2 separate regions of the Mus musculus genome follow, and region 2 is linked to region 1. A link is a loop called in an ENCODE intact Hi-C map of the cell type or tissue named here. Cell type or tissue: gastrocnemius. All regions are shown on one strand. Links, peaks and the distances in the headings refer to the core of each region. The heading gives the core; the rest is flanking DNA.

Region 1 (8,329 bases), core at 75-8,074:
GTTTTTGAACTTTCTATGTAGTCAAGAATGGCATTTAGTTTTAAATTTTATTCTATGGGCCTTTTGTACTATATGCATGCAGTGCCCATGGAGGCCAGTGGATGCTTTGAACTAGAAAGAGTCAATTGTGAGCCACAATGTGGGTGCTGGACCTGGGTCCTTTGGAAGAGCATCAAGTGTTTGTTTGTTTGTTTATCTCTCATATATTATATCCTAGCTGCAGTTTCCTCTCCCTTTCCTCCCCCCAACCGCATTTCCCTCACATCCACCCCACCTCCACCTCCCCTCAGAAAAGAGCAGGCCTCCCAGGGGCATCAACCAAACAGATTACAATAAGACCAGGCACATATTCTCACAGCAAGTCTGGAAGAAGCAACCCAATAGGAAGAAAACGGTCCCAGAGGCAGGCAAAAGAGTCAAAACCAGCCTCCACTCCCACGGTTAGAAACCCCACAAGAGCACTGAGCTACAAAATCATAACATATATGCAGAGGACCTAGGTCAGACCCATGCAGACTTCCTGATCTCTGTGAGCCCACTTGAGTCCCAGTCTGTTGGCAAAGTTCTCGTGATGTCCTTGACCCCCTCCCCCGCACCCCCCCCCCCCCCGGCGTGCAGAACTCTTCGAGCTAGCTAGCTCTGCCTAATATTTGTCTGTGGGACTCTCCATTGAACCCAGGGCTTAGTGTACTCCAGGCAAACGTTCTACCAACTGAGCTGTCTCTGGCCCCACAGAAGGGTATTTTAAGGTGATGCAGAGGAGAGACTGCAGAGGCCTGGTGATTAGGGAGGTAAGGTTGATGGTGTTCCACTGAGCTTGATGAATGACGCGTGGGAAGAGGGAGACCAACAGAGTGGAACAATGGAGTAGGCGTGTGGGAAGGAGTAGCTGAGGAGAGAAGAGTGGGGAGTTGAGGTGGACACAGGAGGGGCCTAAGATGAGTTGGTGGAAGGTGAAGGCGTCTGTCTGTCTGTGTGTTTCCTCTTTCCTTCCCCAGAGAGTGCAGAGCGGCAGTGGAGGGGCTTTGAGGACAGGCAACTTGCTGCAGTGGAGCGGAGGATGGGAAGGCAAGCCTCCCGGGGAGGGAGGGAGTTTTCTGGGCACTGCCTTGCACCTGCTGGAGTTTCGTGGGATGAGTTTACAATGAGTTCCCTGCAAGCACGGTCTGTTCTTCCTCTTTGGTTCCATCTAGCTGTGTGGGTGCAGGTGTGAAATGGAGGGCTGGGGCGGGGGCTTTGGCAGATCAGCCAAGGGAGGAGAAACCTGGGAGAAGAGCTATGGGTGATGATAGAGACCTATCATGAATCGGCAAAAGAGGGAGTGAGAAAACAGGTCCTGATGGCTAGGGACCATGGCATGCGCTCAGGAGCTTCGAGGTTCCCATGGACTGTAGTAGGACTAAGGAGAGTGCCACGGTGTAGGGAGGAGAACGATGGGGCGATGGGGCGTTTTGATCTGGGGGTGAGGGGTGGGGGCGGGGGAGTATGTGCTTTAAGTCATGAGTCTAAAGGTGGTGCTGATGTGGGTAATCCTCATGGGATTGCTAGGGTAACGTGATTGTTTACAAGAGGGTCCAGAGGTCCAGATGGTGAAAGGGCCATCTCTGTGGCTGGTGATATCACCTGAATGGGTCACCAGGGAAGATAGAAAGAGAGTAAACTACTATCCAAGTCCTAGGAAAATTAGGGATGACTAGGAAGCCTACAGAGACCATGGCAAGGAAGCCAGGGAGGAAAACCATATGGCCGGGTCTGTTGCTGTGACCATCATAGAAATTAGAGATGGTTTTATTTTAATTAATATAATTTTAAAATTTCTTTGAAAAAGTCACTTTTTTAAAAAGAGGAGATGTATCTCTCTTTTAAGATTTATTCGTTAATTTTATGTACGTGAGTTCACTGTCACTCTCTTCAGACACACCAGAAGAGGGCATCAGATCCCATTACAGATGGTTGTGAGCCATCATGTGGTTGCTGGGATTTGAACTCAGGACCTCAGCAGTCAGCGCTCGTAACCGCTGAGCCATCTCTCTAGGCCAAAGTTACATACTTTTGTTGATCATATTCACCCCTTGCCCCCTGCCTCCAATTCTCCTGAACCGCTTCCCAGCTCCATGTTTTCTTCTCTTTAGTAACTCTCTGAGGCCTGTGTGTTCTTGGTTTTGGGATATTCACTGGAACATTAGTAATCTATCAGCGGTAATACTCCCAAAGAAAAATGACTCTTTTTTTAGTAGCCATCAACTGACAACAGGTCTTCAACCAGGGGTGGGGTCTTGTGAGCCCCTCCCTCATCTGTGTTAGAATTTGATGGGTTAAACCTTGTATCTGTGAATCTGTGAATCTAACACCTGTGTGGTGTCAAAGGGACAGCGTTTCACAGCCTCGCTCCCATCCTTCTGCTCCTACACTCTTCACAGCCTCTCTTCTGAAGTTTTCCCGGAGCCCTGGAAACGGAGTAGGGGTCGATTCAACCCACTTAGGGCTGAGTGCCTTGCAGTCTCCTCTCAGCGCTTGGACCAGTTATGAGTCTCTGAATTAGCCACTGCCCACAGACCAAGGCTGGGAGCAGCAGGCATTTATGGAGTAAATTGCTGATACAACTGAGGCCAGCCTGGTCTACAAAGTGAGTTCCAGGACAGCCAGGGTTATACAGAGAAACCCTATCTCAAAAAAAAAAAAAAAAAAAAAAAAAAAAAAGAAAAGAAAAAGAAAAAGAAAAAGGAGACAGGATGTCATTAGCTTTCTATGTAGACCAGGCTAGCCTCAAACTTCCAGACATTTGCTAGCTTCAGCCTGTGAAATTCTGGGATTAAAGGTCTGCACACTACACCCAGCTTATCTATTTTTGAGACAGGGTCTCTCTATGTAGTAGCCTTACTGACACCATTAACCATATATCTTTCTTTTTATTTTAGACTTTAAAATTTCTTTTCTTTTTAAAATTTTATTTATTTGTTTGTTTGTTTGTTTTTGTTTTCGAGACAGGGTTTCTGTATAGCCCTGGCTGTCCTGGAACTCACTCTGTAGACCAGGCTGTCCTCGAACTCAGAAATCTGCCTGCCTTCCCAAGTGCTGGGATTAAAGGCGTGCACCACCACCGCCCAGCTTAAAATTTATTTTTTGTGTAAGTGTTTTATCTGCATGTGTACATGTTCACCATATGTATACTTATTGCCTGTGGAGGTCAAAAGAGGGCATCGGATGTGGGAGAACTGGAGTTATGGGTGGTTGTGAACCATCATGGGGGTGCCGGAAACTGTGAAAGTCCTGTGCAAGAGCAGCAGGTGCTCTTAACTGACCTCTCTCCAGCCAGCAGGAAAGAATGTAGACTTTTTTTGTTTTTGCTTTTTTTAAATTAATTAATTAATTAATTAATCAATTAATTAATTATATGTGTATACGCTGTAGCTATCTTCAGATACTCCAGAAGTTTTCAGATTTTTGTTATGGATGGTTGTGAGCCACCATGTGGTTGCTGGACCTTTGGAAGAGCAGTCGGTGCTCTTAACCACTGAGCCATCTCACCAGCCCCCGAGGTACAGCATCTTAAGACCACTCTAAATTTACTAAGAAACTTTCTCACATTTTACCACGTCCTGGCTGACATTGCTTTTAATGGCCACAGGATGTCGCTCTCTACTGAAACCTGGAATTAATCTGTCTACAGGACTCCCTGATGAAAGATACTGTCTGCAATTCTGCTGTGCTCAGTCAGCTAGGAGGACCCCGGGCATGAAATCCTGTGACCCTCAGCTTTCAACAGCTGCTTCTGCTGTACCCTTTATGCCATCAGGACCCCTGCTGAAAACCACAACTGGTTTCTGCCACCTCAGATTTCTTCCTTGGGAATCCACACCATAACGTTTGGTTCTTTTGTTTTTGTTTTGTTTTCTGAGACAGGGTCTCACTACATGGGTTTGGCTAGCCTAGAACTTGCTATGTAGACCAGGCTGGCCTCTGCCTTCCAAATGCTTGGGTTAAAGGCATTAGGAGGTTAAGAGCACACCTCCTTTTCCAGGGAATATGGCTGTTCATTCCTTGTAGGCAACTGACTTTCTCAGGCTCCTGTAGGCTCCAGCCGAGGAAGATGTTTCCTCACCTAACAGACATATATTCATTCCCGTTCTCTGCCCTCCTCTTTTCTCTAGAAGCCCAGGATACTCTTGAACTCGCAATGTAGCTGAGTTTAGCCTTGAACTCCTGATCTTGCTAAGTGATAGGGTTATAGACAAGTGTCACCACATCTGGCTTATATATGTATATATGAATCTGCCTAGAGATTTTACTTTATTGTTTTTTTTTCCAAGATAGGGTGGTTCTGTGTAGCCCTGATTGTCCTGGAACTCACTCTGTAGACCAGGCTGGCCTCTGCCTTCTAAGTGCTGGGATAAAATAAAGGCTTGCATCAATACCACCTGGGGAGATTTTATTTTTATTTTTTGTTATTAATTAAAAGTTATTTTCAATTGTTGTATACGTACACATGATATGTGCATACAAGAATGGCAAGGTGTGCATCTGAAGGCCGGTAGGATATGTTTGTGAGTTAGCTCGCTTCTCCTACATTTACATGGGTTCTAGACACTGAGCTCAGACTTGCGAGGCTTGCACAGGAAGTGCCATTGCTGACTGAGCCATCTTACTGTCCTATTTTTGTTTAAAATTTATATATTTTTATTTTATGTGTGTTGTATTTTGCATGCATATATGGCTGCCCGCCATATGTGCAGTACCTGAAGAGGACAGAAGAAGTCATAAGTCCTCCCAGAACTGGAGTTTCATATGGTTGGAAGGTGCTGTGTGCAAGCAGAGAGCAGAACTTGGGTCCTCTGGAAGAGCAACCAGTGCTTTCAACCACTGAACCACCTCCCCAGCTCCCTACGTGTGTGTGGCTGTATAATTGGCTTGTGTGAGTTCAGTGCCCTAGAGACCAAAAGTGGGTGTCAGATCCCTGGTGTGGTGAGTCTCCTGATGGAGGTGCTGGGGATATAACTCCTGTTCTGTGAATAGGCAGTGGCTACTTGTAACTGTTGAGTTGAGCTTCTCTCCAGTCCCTCAGCTTCCCTTTTTTTTGAGACAGGGTCTCTGGTAGTTCAGCCTTGAACTTGCTATGTGTTTGAGAATGACCTTGAATTTCTGATATGATCTTCCAACCTCCAACTTTCCAGTACTGAGATCATAGACATGTGTCACCACATCTGGTTTATCCAATAACCATTTTCTTCTTCATGGACAGAGGTAGACTCCTGTGGTGTCCATCTTTCAAGCTTCTCTTGCTGCCAGAGCATTGGCTTGTGCTTTTATCTTGCTTCATAGGGTCTAGGAGAGAGCCACTTGGAGGGTTTCTAGTAAAGATCTTGGGCATTTTTTTTCCCTGATGAATACACACACACACACACACACACACACACACACGTATCGGAATTACTCTGCTCTCCTCTTGCATGTTTGATGAAAAACCTTAGAATGTGAGTGTGTAGCCAGCTCCAACAAGCTTCAAACCCTGCTGTTCTTGTCACTGGGTCCTGGCCACCACCGTGGGTCAAGGACAGACTTTGTGACTGATGGAGTGTTGCTGGAATCCTAGTTGTTTTAGCCTTTGTTGGTTGCCTCTGAGGAAGCTAGCCTCCACACGGGGAGGACATTCAAGCAGGGCCCTGTACAGGGTCCCTGTGGGGAGGGAAGCAGCAGCACCCACTTTTCAGTTACATGAGTGAGCAACTTCTAGCCTCATGGGGCCTTTGAGTTTTCTGCTGCCGGGAGCCCTCACTGCAGTGATACCCCCAACCCCCAGCCACCATCTTGCCTACTCCTGACTCCCTACCAGCTGAACCATGGGACAGAATACATGACTGCTGGAATCTAAAACTGTAAGCTTTGGGGGGATTTGCTAAAGCACCATAGATATGTCACCAGAGGCTTGCCTGTAAGACTTCCAAGAGAAGCCTGGCATGGTGACATATGTCTTTAGTCTCAGCACTTGGAAGGCAGGGGCAGAGGCAGAGGCAGAGGCAGAGGCAGAGGCAGAGGCAGAGGCAGAGGCAGAGGCAGAGGCAGAGGCCAGAGAGGCCAGAGAGGCCAGAGAGGCCAGAGAGGCCAGAGAGGCCAGAGAGGCCAGAGAGGCCAGAGAGGCCAGAGAGAGAGGCCAGAGAGGCCAGAGAGGCCAGAGAGGCCAGAGAGGCCAGAGAGGCCAGAGAGAGAAGCCAGAGGGCAGAGGGCAGAGGGCAGAGGGCAGAGGGCAGAGGGCAGAGGGCAGAGGCAGAGGCAGACAGATTTCTATGAGTTAGAAGCTAGCCTGGTCTGCATAGCAAGTTCCAAGCCAGTCAAGGCTATATAGGGAGATGATGATGATGATGGTGATCCTCCTCCTCCCCTTCCTCCCCTTCCTCCTCTCTCTCTCTCTCTCTCTCTCTCTCTCTCTCTCTCTCTCTCTCTAAGACTTCAGAGAGAAAAACAGGACCATGGACCATGATGACTTTGTGTCGCCCCTAAGCTAATGAACCACGAAGAAGCCGACTTCTCCACTTGTCATGAAACAGAATTCACATCCTTGTCTAGCTGCTGACCCATCTGCTGTTATTTGGACCTCGAGCTTCCTTATCTTCAAAAGAAGACCCTTGGGGATTTCTAAAAAGTATTTGCCTGGTGACTTTCTATCACTTTTTATCCTGTGAGGCTGGAAATTTCTTTCTTTCCTTTTTTTCATTAAAAAAAAAAAAAAGTCAGGTGTTGTAGTGCACGCCTTTTATCCCAGCACTCAGGAGGCAGAGGCCTGAGGGTCTTTGTGAGTTCAAGGCCTGTCTGGTCTACATAGTGAGTTCCAGGTCAGTCAAGCTAACACAGTGAGACCCTGTCTAAATTTGTAAAACATTGAATTTGGTATTATTATTGTATGTATGTATGTTAATAATGTGTGTGTGTGTGCCTCTGTGTGAGTGTGTGTGCACATATGCCACAGTGAACTTGTGGAGGCCAGAGAACATATTTGGGAGTTGGTTCTCTTCCACTGTGGGATTCAGGGATCCAATCAGGTTGTTGAACTCATGCTTTGGGCAAATGCTTTTCCCTATGAGGAGACATCTTGCTGGCTCTCTCTGTCTCTTTTGTCTTGTTTTTCTTTATTTACATTTACTGTGTGTGTGTGTGAGACACAGGTGCCACAGTCCATGTGTAGTAAGAGAAGAACTGGTGGGTATCAGTTCCCTCCTTCCGCCACACGGGTCACAGGAGTCAAGCTCGAGTTGCCAACAAGCACTCATGGTGTTGGTTGGTTTTGGAGACAGGGTTTCTCTGTGTAGCCCTGGCTGTCCTGAAACTCACTCTGTAGACCAGACTGGCCTCAAATTCACAGAGATTTGCCTAAGTGCTGGAATTAAAGATATGTGACATCACACACACACACAGTGTGTATATATATCACCCTTCAACCTGATTATCTTTGTTTTACTTTCAGTCTCTGAATTTGCCCAGAAAATTCAGGTGACCTCGCAAGGGCTGTCCTCCTGTGATGAGCGTTTTTTTACTTAACAATGATTTTAAGGTTCATTTTATGAGATGTGTCTGAAGCTGATTGTATCAATAAAGATAACTCACATCTTTTTTTATTTTCTCTGAGACAGAGTTTCTCTGTGTATCCTTGGCTGTTCTGGAACTCACTCTGACCTCAAACTCAGATATTTGCCTACTCTGCCTCCAAGTTCTGGGAAAAAGGTGTGTGCCACCACTGTCGGCTGAGAATTCACAAGTTTTAAACTCATCTATAGCATGTGTCTGCATGTTCTTTCTTTCTCTCTCTCTTTCTTTCTCCTTTTAAAACATTGTTTGTTTGTTTGTTTATTGTGTACGAGTACACTGTAGCTGTCTTCAGACATACCAGAAGAGGGTATCGGATCTTATCTCATAACCTATTACTGATGGTCATGAGCTACCATGTGGTTGCTGGAAATTGGACTCAGGACTTCTAGAAGAGCAGTTTGTGCTCTTAACCTACTGAGCCATCTTTCCAGCCCCTCCCTCCCTCCCTCCCTCCCTCCCTCCCTCTCTTCTGCCTCTGCCTCTCTCTCTCTCTCTCTCTCTCTTTCTTTCTTTCTTTCTTTCTTTCTTTCTCTCTTTCTCTCTTTCTCTCTTTCTCTCTTTCTCTCTTCCTCTCTTCCTCTCTTCCTCTCTTTCTCTCTTTCTCTCTTTCTCTCTTTCTTTCTTCTTTCTTTCTGAGACAGGTTCTCACTGTGCCAGGCTAGCTGTTAGTTTCTAGACACAAATGACCCTCCCATGCCAACCTTCTGAATTTCAAGGACTAATATGTATTTCCACTGTGCTGGGATCTTTC
Region 2 (8,329 bases), core at 223-8,222, 220 kb after region 1:
GTCCTCTTGTCTGTGACCCCCTAACCCCGGGGCTGGGGTTACTGATGTGCTTGCTCTGTCACACCTGGCTTTTACACAGGTGGGTGGTGGGGATTTGAACTCAGTTCCTTGTACTTGTATGTAGGCACAACAATGGAGCTAGCATCTCCCCTCTACGAAGTACTTGTTAATGAATAGTGCAGTGTCTAACTATGGGCTTTAAATAATTTGCATTTTCACAGGCTTTGTTCAGCCCAGCCCATTTTTGCTCAACATGTATTTGTACCACAACACCTTAGCAGTGTGTGTGCGCGTGTATCCAGAAGATAATGAGAGATACCTTCCTCTATTGCGCTTTTTGTTCTGTTTTTGAGGCAGGGTCTCTCACTGAATCTGGAGCTTGCCAGTTTGGTCAGACTGGCTGGCCGGCCAGTGAGCTCCAGGGAACCCGCAAGCTCTGTGACCTTTCCCCATTCTTGGGGTTATAGAAGTCCACCACTGCTTTCAGCTTTTATGGGGGTGCTTTGGATCTGACTTCAGGTCCTCGTGCTTGCCAGCAAGCACTTTGCCAATGAGCCTCAGCCTATTTCTCAATTTTGAAAACAGTCATTTCATGTAGAACAGTGGTTCCCAACCTGTGGGTCATGACCCATTTTGGCAAGCCTCTAGCTCCAAAAAATATTTACATTACAATCCATAACAGTAGCAACATTACAGTTATGGAGTAGCAATGAATATAATTGTATGGTTGGAGGGGGTCACCACGACAGGACCCGTATTTAAGGGTCGCAGCTATAGGAAGGTTGAGAACCACTGATGTGTCTAAGAGGTAGCCACGTCTAACTCAGCACAGTGAGACCACGTCTCAAAAATAAAACCAAAAATCGCAGGAGGCTGTGGTGGACCACATCTTTAATCCCAGCACTTGAGAGGCGAGGGCTGGTGGAGCTCTGTGAGTTTGAGGCTAGCCTGGTCTACAAAGTGAGTTCTAGGACAGCCAGCGCTACACAGAGAAATCCTATGTTGGGATTAAAGGTGTGTGCCACCACCACCACCCAGCTGCAGCCTAATGATTTTAAAGCAAATCTCAGATATTATTTTATTTCAGTGTCAAATATTTGAGTGTGTTTCTAAACCATAAGGATTCTGTTTTTCATTTAGCCCTCTCACGGTAGTGTGGCTCATTCCTAGCATGGCTACCTACTGTTTTGATTTCTGCTCATCTGTATTCTTAAAGCTGGTTTATTCAGATTAGAACCTAGACAACTTCTACTAGACTTGCATTAGACTTTTTTTTTCTTAAAGATTTATTTATTATATCTAAGCACACTGTAGCTGTCCCCAGACACACCAGAAGAGGGCTTCAGATCCCACCATGGATGGTTGTGAACCACCATGTGGTTGCTGGGACCTGAACTCAGGAAGAGCAGCCGGTGCCCACAACCAGTGAGCCATCTCTCCAGCCCTGCACTAGAGTTTCTTAAGCTGCTTCTTAACATTCCTTACATTTATGGCCAGAGAATTGGCTTAGAGGTTATAAGAGCCCTGACTGATGGATGCTTCAGAGGACTGCAATTGGTTCCCAGCACCCACATCAGATGCCTCAAAACCCTGTGACTCCAGCTCCAGGGTTCCAAGTCAAGCAGAGGCAGATAGCATGCCTGCAGAGTCAGTTCTCTCTGTTTCAAGACAGCACCTTGCTGCTGTGTCCACCTGTGACGAAGGCAGAGGGCAAAGGTCAACTTATTTCCATCCATCCGTTCTGTGAGGTTCCTAAGAAACAGCTGCTGAAGGACCTGCCTCTTGGGGAACAAGTTTCCAATGAGAGACTCTGCTAAAAGTACAAGGGATGGCCAGCACCTGAAGAACAATACCCAGGACTGGCCTTTGGCTTCCGTGTTTACATACAAAAGTGCACCTGAACACACCCGAATACACACACATGCACTACCAACAAAGCTCAAGAGACACTGTCATTTTTTCCCCCAGATTTCCAGGAGACAGAACCTGGTGCTGGTGTGTGTGTGTGTGTGTGTGTGTGTGTGTGTGTGTGTACACAATGAAATATCATCTTTCTGCTCCCGATTTGAAGGTACTTTTAACCAGGTAGGCAAGAGGCCTTGAGCAATAGTGTGGGGCACAGCCGGCTGTATTAGCTATTTTACTGTTGCTGTGATAAAACACCCCAGCAAAAGCAACTTAGGGAAGAAAAGTTTAGAGGGATAGAGCCCCTCTTGTATGGGAATTTTTGACTGGATGACAGGGCCAGGAGACTAGCTGTTCACATATTCATCCATAAACAGGAAGTAGAAAGAGAGAGAGAAGGAAGTAGAATAAGACCATAACCCTTCAAAGCCCACCTCCAGCAAGCCTCTACCTACTAAAAGATCCATAACCATCCAAACACTACCAACATCTGGGACCAAATGTTCACATACATGAGTCTATGAGAGATAGTTCTCACTCAAACCACTGCAGTGGCCGAGCCTTTGCTGACGTTGTTCTCCAGGGAAGTGACATCATCTGTGTGCGTGATGAGGTGACTCTCAGTCAGTTGGATCTGCTCTGTGTCTGCAGTTCCACGGTTGCTTGAGCATCTCTGCTTCGGGGGCAAGTGATCAGATTGTCTGGGCTTCTGCTTATGTGGGAATGTGAATTTAGGCCTTAACGTTCATGGTCTTAATAGCTATGTCCGTGCCGTTGATTTCTGAATAGCGAGGTGAAGCCTGACCTACTCCAATACTTTCCATCAGGTTATGGAAGAAATTGCTTCCCAGGAAAAAAACATCATGGCTCTTGAAAATGCCATCACGCAGCAAGAAGGGCCAGCCAAGGTAGCACACACACGCCTGGAGACCAGGACGCACCGGCCGAACGTGGAGCTGTGTCGAGATATTGCCCAGTATCGGCTGATCAAGGAGATTCAGGAGATCAACCACAATGTTGCCAGGTGGGCCGGCCTGTGCTGGGGTGTGACTTCAGCCCGCACTGTAAATTGCAGTGTGGGGGCACAGCAAAGGGTGCTGCTGGCTCTGTAGCATTGGAAGGATGCCTTCCTAGTTGTCAGGCCTGCTAACTCCAACCAAAGCAGCTGTCGTTCATGAAGCAGAGCTCAATGTCAAGACATTTTGTCATAATGTCCAAATCCAGATGTTAGGTAATATCTGCCATTTTAAGTGTTGGCTTTTCCTTTTCAGTGCTGAAAATAAAGCCTAGGGCCTTGGGTTTGCTATGCAAGAACTCTGTCGCTGAGTAAGATCTCCCAACTCTTGCTCTGAGACCAGTTCTTATTAAATAGGTTAGGGTGACCTTGAACTTTCTATGTAGCCCAGGCTGGCTCTTCAGTCATGACCCATCCTTTGAGCACTGGTATTAAAGGTGTATGCTGCTACTTCTACCAACATGTGTCATAAGCCTGGCTGTAGCCAGCAGCCAGGAAGCACTGCCTAGAGAAGCAAGGGAAATAAAAATATCAGTTTGACTGCATATCCAAGCACGTTCCCTCTCCCACTGGAACAAAGGATCCAGAGCATGTGATTATCCCTCACGCTGTTCTTCTCTCAGGTTAAAGGAAACCCTGGCCCAGGCTCAGACGCAGCTGAAGGCCCTGTACCGCAGGCAGCTGGCCCTGCAGGAGGAAATCCAGGTGAAGGAGAACACCATCTATATCGACCAGGTGCTGTGTATGGAGATGAGGAAGTCCATCCCACCTCGAGACGGCGACGACCATGGGGCCTGGGAGGGGGGCATCCGCGCAGAGGCCATCTGCTGATAGGAGCCATTCAGAGCCTTATTAAACTGCATCGTAAGACAAGAGTTAGCACAGAGCTCTCATTTCAGGTGGGTGGAACTTTGGGCAGCCTGCCGCAGCCTCTTGGCAGGACACCTCAGGCCGGCTTGGGTCTGTGACCTGGGGACAAGGTTCTGTTCTACTATGGTTGTTGGTGAGGAAGATACCTCACAATTTAATGCTAGGTGTCAGCACCAGACATAGGGATCGCAGAGGTCTTGGGGCCAGGGGATGGAGCCATTAGAGAGTCATCCTACTCTCAAGCTGGGGCTGGGTTTTCTATCCAAGGGATCCCTTCCTTTCTCATGGAATAGGATGCAATCCATTTGCCCTAGGAAGCTTAGATGCCCCCTCCCACCTCCTGGCAGTTCATCGCAAGTCCATGCAAGTGTCAGAATCAGATGAAAGAGAAGGCTGTTAGGAGAAGATAGGGCTCTCGCTTGTTTAGAGGTTTAAAGCTGAATCTAGCGGGCAGGGAGGAGGCAGCAGAATTGCTTGTGTCCGTGTCTGTGAAGTCAGAAAGGAAATGTCCCTGGCTCAAAGACCAGGAGAGGGTTCTGAAAGCAGCGGCCACGTGTGCTTGCTCTAGGATTCTACACTAAGAGCTGCTGCAGTTTCTGATCGACAGCTGGAAAAGACAGCAACCTGGGCTAGGAAGGCAGGTCTCTGCCCAGCCTGCATCTTTCAGCGCCCCCATGTGGTGGCAGGAAGTTTTATACTCCTTTAAGTTTTCCTTCCTGAAGAGAAACTCCATCGTTTCATGTTTGATTCTAGACTATTTAGTAGTCACTGCGTGTTTTTATTTTGTTGCATTTTTCACTCTAAAAAAATTAGCAGTAATAAAAAAGAAAAAATTAATTTGAGCTGTGGATTCAAATTCAAGCTATGGATTTGAATCTCTTAACAATGGTTAAGAGTAAAGGGGTCAAGGAATAGGCAAGATGGCTTAGGCACTTATGGCCAAGATTGAAGACCTGAGTTTGATTGATATCTGGGACCCACATGGTGGGAGAACTGACTCCCACTAGTGGTATTCTAACTTCTACACGTGCTCCATGGCCACTCCCCCCCCCCGCCCCACCCCAAACACACAGCTGGTGTATGTGCATGTAATAAAAAAAACAATTCTTTATAGAGACTAGGTGTTGGTGAGGATGGGGAGACAGCTCAGTGGGTAAAGTGTGGGTATAAGAACCTGAATTTGGATCCTGAACACCCATATGAAAAAAAAATCTATCCATGGCCGTGTGTGTGGTCCCAGTGCTGGAAGACGGAGGCAGGAGGATTCTGTCACTGGACAGCCGGTCTAGCCACACCAGTGAGCCCCAGATTCAGCAAGACACCCCCATCTTAAAAAAATAACAAGGTGGCGGCTGGAGAGATGGCTCAGCGGTTAAGAGCACTGACTGCTCTTCCAGAAGTCCTGAGTTCAATTCCCAGCAACCACATGGTGGCTCACAACCATCTGTAACAGGATCTGATACCCTCTTCTGGTGTGTCTGAAGACAGCTACAGTGGTGTACTTACATACATAAAATAAATAAATCTTTAAAAACAAAACAAAACAAGATGAACAGCAATAGAGGAAGAACTCTGATGTTGACCTATGACCTCTATATACCTGCATGGGTTCGCTCTCCCCCCCCCCCCCCACAGCCTAGCATTACTGTAGATGGAGTGAGATAGTCTGTGTTTAGAGCCCTGCCCTCAGCCTGTCTCAGAAGGAAGTAAATAACTACAAGCCTTTTGGAACACAACCCCCATGTTGCCACAATTCCAACTGCACAGGGATCAGTTTTTACAGTATTGTTTTCCTCCCAATTGTGTGTTGCAACCATGCTCCACATTGCTGCACCATTGCTACAACGATTACACACCTCCTGAAAGGTATGATTAAGCCATTTTCCACGTGGTCGCCATTGCTCTCCCAGAGAGAGCTCTGGCTGTCGACAGCTGCTTGGACTAAGTCGCCACGGCTGCCTCTGCTCTGTGTTAACTTTTGGAATCCTGACACCTAGTGGACAGTAGGTGGTGAGCACCAGCTCCAGCCAGAAAACCAGGAGACCTGGATTCTAGAACTGACCCTGCCAGAAATGTGTCTCTCCCTCTTAGGGTCACCAGTAGAATGAGAGGATTGAGTAGAGAGCCTAGAGGCCCTCCCATGTCTGACACTTCCTAGATCTGGGGCACTTCATGGGTGCACGAAACCATCTCAGGATACGGATCCCACTTCCAGGAGGTTAGGAGCTGGATATTTATTCTCTGCTATCAGCAAGTGACTGAACTGAAATGGAAAGACCCAATGCCGATTGGTGTTCTGTGACTCAACCACTCAGGGTCTGAACACCACCCTTCTGAATGCCTTCTCACACCCTGAGTAAGGTGTGAACTCTCTGCCTCAGGGCCCAGTGGAAAGTTTGTGGGCGCTCTGCTGCTCTGGTCCGGAAGGGCAAAACTATCTTCTTTTCCAACCGAGGGCAGACCTCAGAGCTTCTGCCGACTCAACACAGGGATGGGGCCCGACAACAACATTCTAGGAAACGGCCAGCACCGTTCTAGGAAAATCATCCCCAGGCTCTGAATTTGTTTAGTGCCAGGCTCTGCATTAGATACAGCGCAGAGCAGATCCGTGATCAGTCAGCCTGTGGAGGATCCAGAACATGTTTCACAGCTTCCTGAGCCTCAGTTTCCCCATCTGTAAAGAGGGATCATAAAACCCAGGCCAGACCAATAAAAAAAAGTCATGCAATGCAATTTGGGCAGGCATTGTGGGGAACATGATTTACATTTCTCCATATATAAATATGAAATCCAGGAGCACCACAATTCCCAGAGGGCAAACTTGTCTTTGTTCACTTTGTCACTTTCTGGCACTCGTCTGGAATGAGGACGTTTCAACCAAGAAAGTTGTCCTGGTCCATTTTACAGGGGACATCTGCAGTAGCCCGAGGCTGTCAAAATCTTGGTAGCTACCAAGTCCACCAGCTACAGTCCTCTCTACCCATTCAAACCAGATGTCTTTTCATGATAACGTAAGCCATATTCTTGATAGGTGCAGTGGGGATTCATCTTGTGAGGATAGTGAGTCCAAGGCCAGCCTGGGCTACATAGTCCAAGGCCAGCCTGGGCTACATAGTGAGGCACTATACAGAAAATAAGCAAGAACATTATTTGTAGGCAATAAAAATTTTAGATGCTATCCTTTAAGTCACGTGTCATTTAAACTTGAGCTTTGTTAAACAGGACTAAAGTTGAACTTGTCCATAATCAATACGAAAGAGAGAGAGAGAGAGAGAGAGAGAGAGAGAGAGAAAGTATTAAAGTTTCACCTTTTCATGGTTCGGTTAGCTCAGCAAGGAGTGGAACCGGGTTCCACTATGAGAGGTGACAGGTTGAGCTAAACAGAGGGGTGGAGGGCCAGGGATTTCCTGCATGGGATCAGTGACTTTAAAAGTGTCCTGATGGGGCTGGTGAGATGGCTCAGTGGGTAAGAGCACTGACTGCTCTTGGGAAAGTTCTGAGTTCAAATCCCAGCAACCACATGGTAGCTCACAACCACCCATAATGAGATCTGACGCCCTCTTCTGGTACGTCTGAAGTCAGCTACAGTGTACTTACATATAATAAATAAATAAATCTTAAAAAAAAATATGTCCCGAGAGCTTGCTGCTTCTTGCTGTCCAGTTTGGACATCATCTATGAATCCAAAACTGGCTTTTGTCATCCTCACTCTACCAGCTCCTTAACCTAGCATTCAAATTTTCCCAAAGTGTGAGAAATAATTGTCTACTCTTATTTTTTTCTGTTTGTTGTTGTTTTTTGGAGACAGTGTGTAGCCCTGGATGTCCTGGAACTCACCAAAATGGCTAACCCTTTCAGACCGACAGCCACTCGGTGCCAAGGTCTTGACTTCTAATCCAGCCATAAAGCATTTTCAAACAGGTTCATTTTACAGGCAGCACATTTACTTTGCACTACTACTGCAAATGGGCAATTAGAACTGTCTGTGTGGTAGGAAGCGATGATGAAGGTGAATATGCTGAAAACAAGGTCATAAAACTTAAAGCCAACTAAAACAGTGTAAAAAGCAGCGGTCTTATGAGCTGTGTGTCGGCTCACGCCCGTCACTTCAGCATCCACAGAAGACCCTCAAGCTGAGGACTCCCATCCAAAAGACCTGTTTGATAGCGTGTTTGGAGGTTCTAGCAGGTGAACATAGCTACCCTTAACTGAAGGCTGGCCCTCCTGCATTCAGGGAAGGTTGTGAAGAACATGGAGTTGTGAGGGAGGAGGGGGACACCTGCCTAGCCAGATAGATCAGCTTAATCAACCCTGGCAATCAGTGGAGTGACACATGTTGCAATCAGATCTCGTCCAGAAAGATCTATTTGAAATTAACACTCACCTTTCATGTTGGGGTCCAGGCGTCACTCCACAAACCACAGGAACACGGATCTCAGTCTCACCGGGATAGTCTGTCGAGCGTTTCCCCCCGGAGTGATCGATCAGGGATGCAGACTGCAACTCTGTGCCAGGATCCTATAGAGATTTTAAGCCTGA

Evidence for each region. Hi-C counts contacts between places; a loop is a spot of excess contacts. Peaks named below come from ENCODE experiments on the same cell type or tissue, not always from the same donor. Only the 100,000 strongest peaks of a DNase experiment are listed, where the experiment ranks them.
Region 2: a loop joins it to region 1, with 10 times the contacts of the local background. A loop is called at or near these places in 32 of 42 quality-filtered maps.

Annotation. Positions count from the first base shown.
Region 1 is chr11:72,559,767-72,568,095 of GRCm38, reverse strand. It overlaps Gm51906 (a long non-coding RNA gene), which reads left to right. Exons shown (of 4, transcript XR_003949712.1): 4 at 3,671-4,279. Among named protein-coding and RNA genes, the nearest start is that of Spns3, 14 kb to the right of the region's middle. In gastrocnemius, for the core only: a CTCF peak has its summit at 3,616 (motif pointing right); a DNase peak (open chromatin) is centred at 3,683; H3K27ac peaks cover 317 bases.
Region 2 is chr11:72,340,186-72,348,514 of GRCm38, reverse strand. It overlaps Tekt1 (tektin 1), which reads left to right. Exons shown (of 8, transcript NM_011569.3): 7 at 2,733-2,929; 8 at 3,544-3,798. The coding sequence ends at 3,751. Gm51867 (a long non-coding RNA gene) reads right to left here. Exons shown (of 3, transcript XR_003949578.1): 2 at 8,175-8,308; 3 at 2,925-3,425. Among named protein-coding and RNA genes, the nearest start is that of Gm51867, 4.7 kb to the right of the region's middle. In gastrocnemius, for the core only: CTCF peaks have their summits at 4,463 (motif pointing left) and 5,793 (motif pointing left); DNase peaks (open chromatin) are centred at 4,446 and 5,778; H3K27ac peaks cover 857 bases.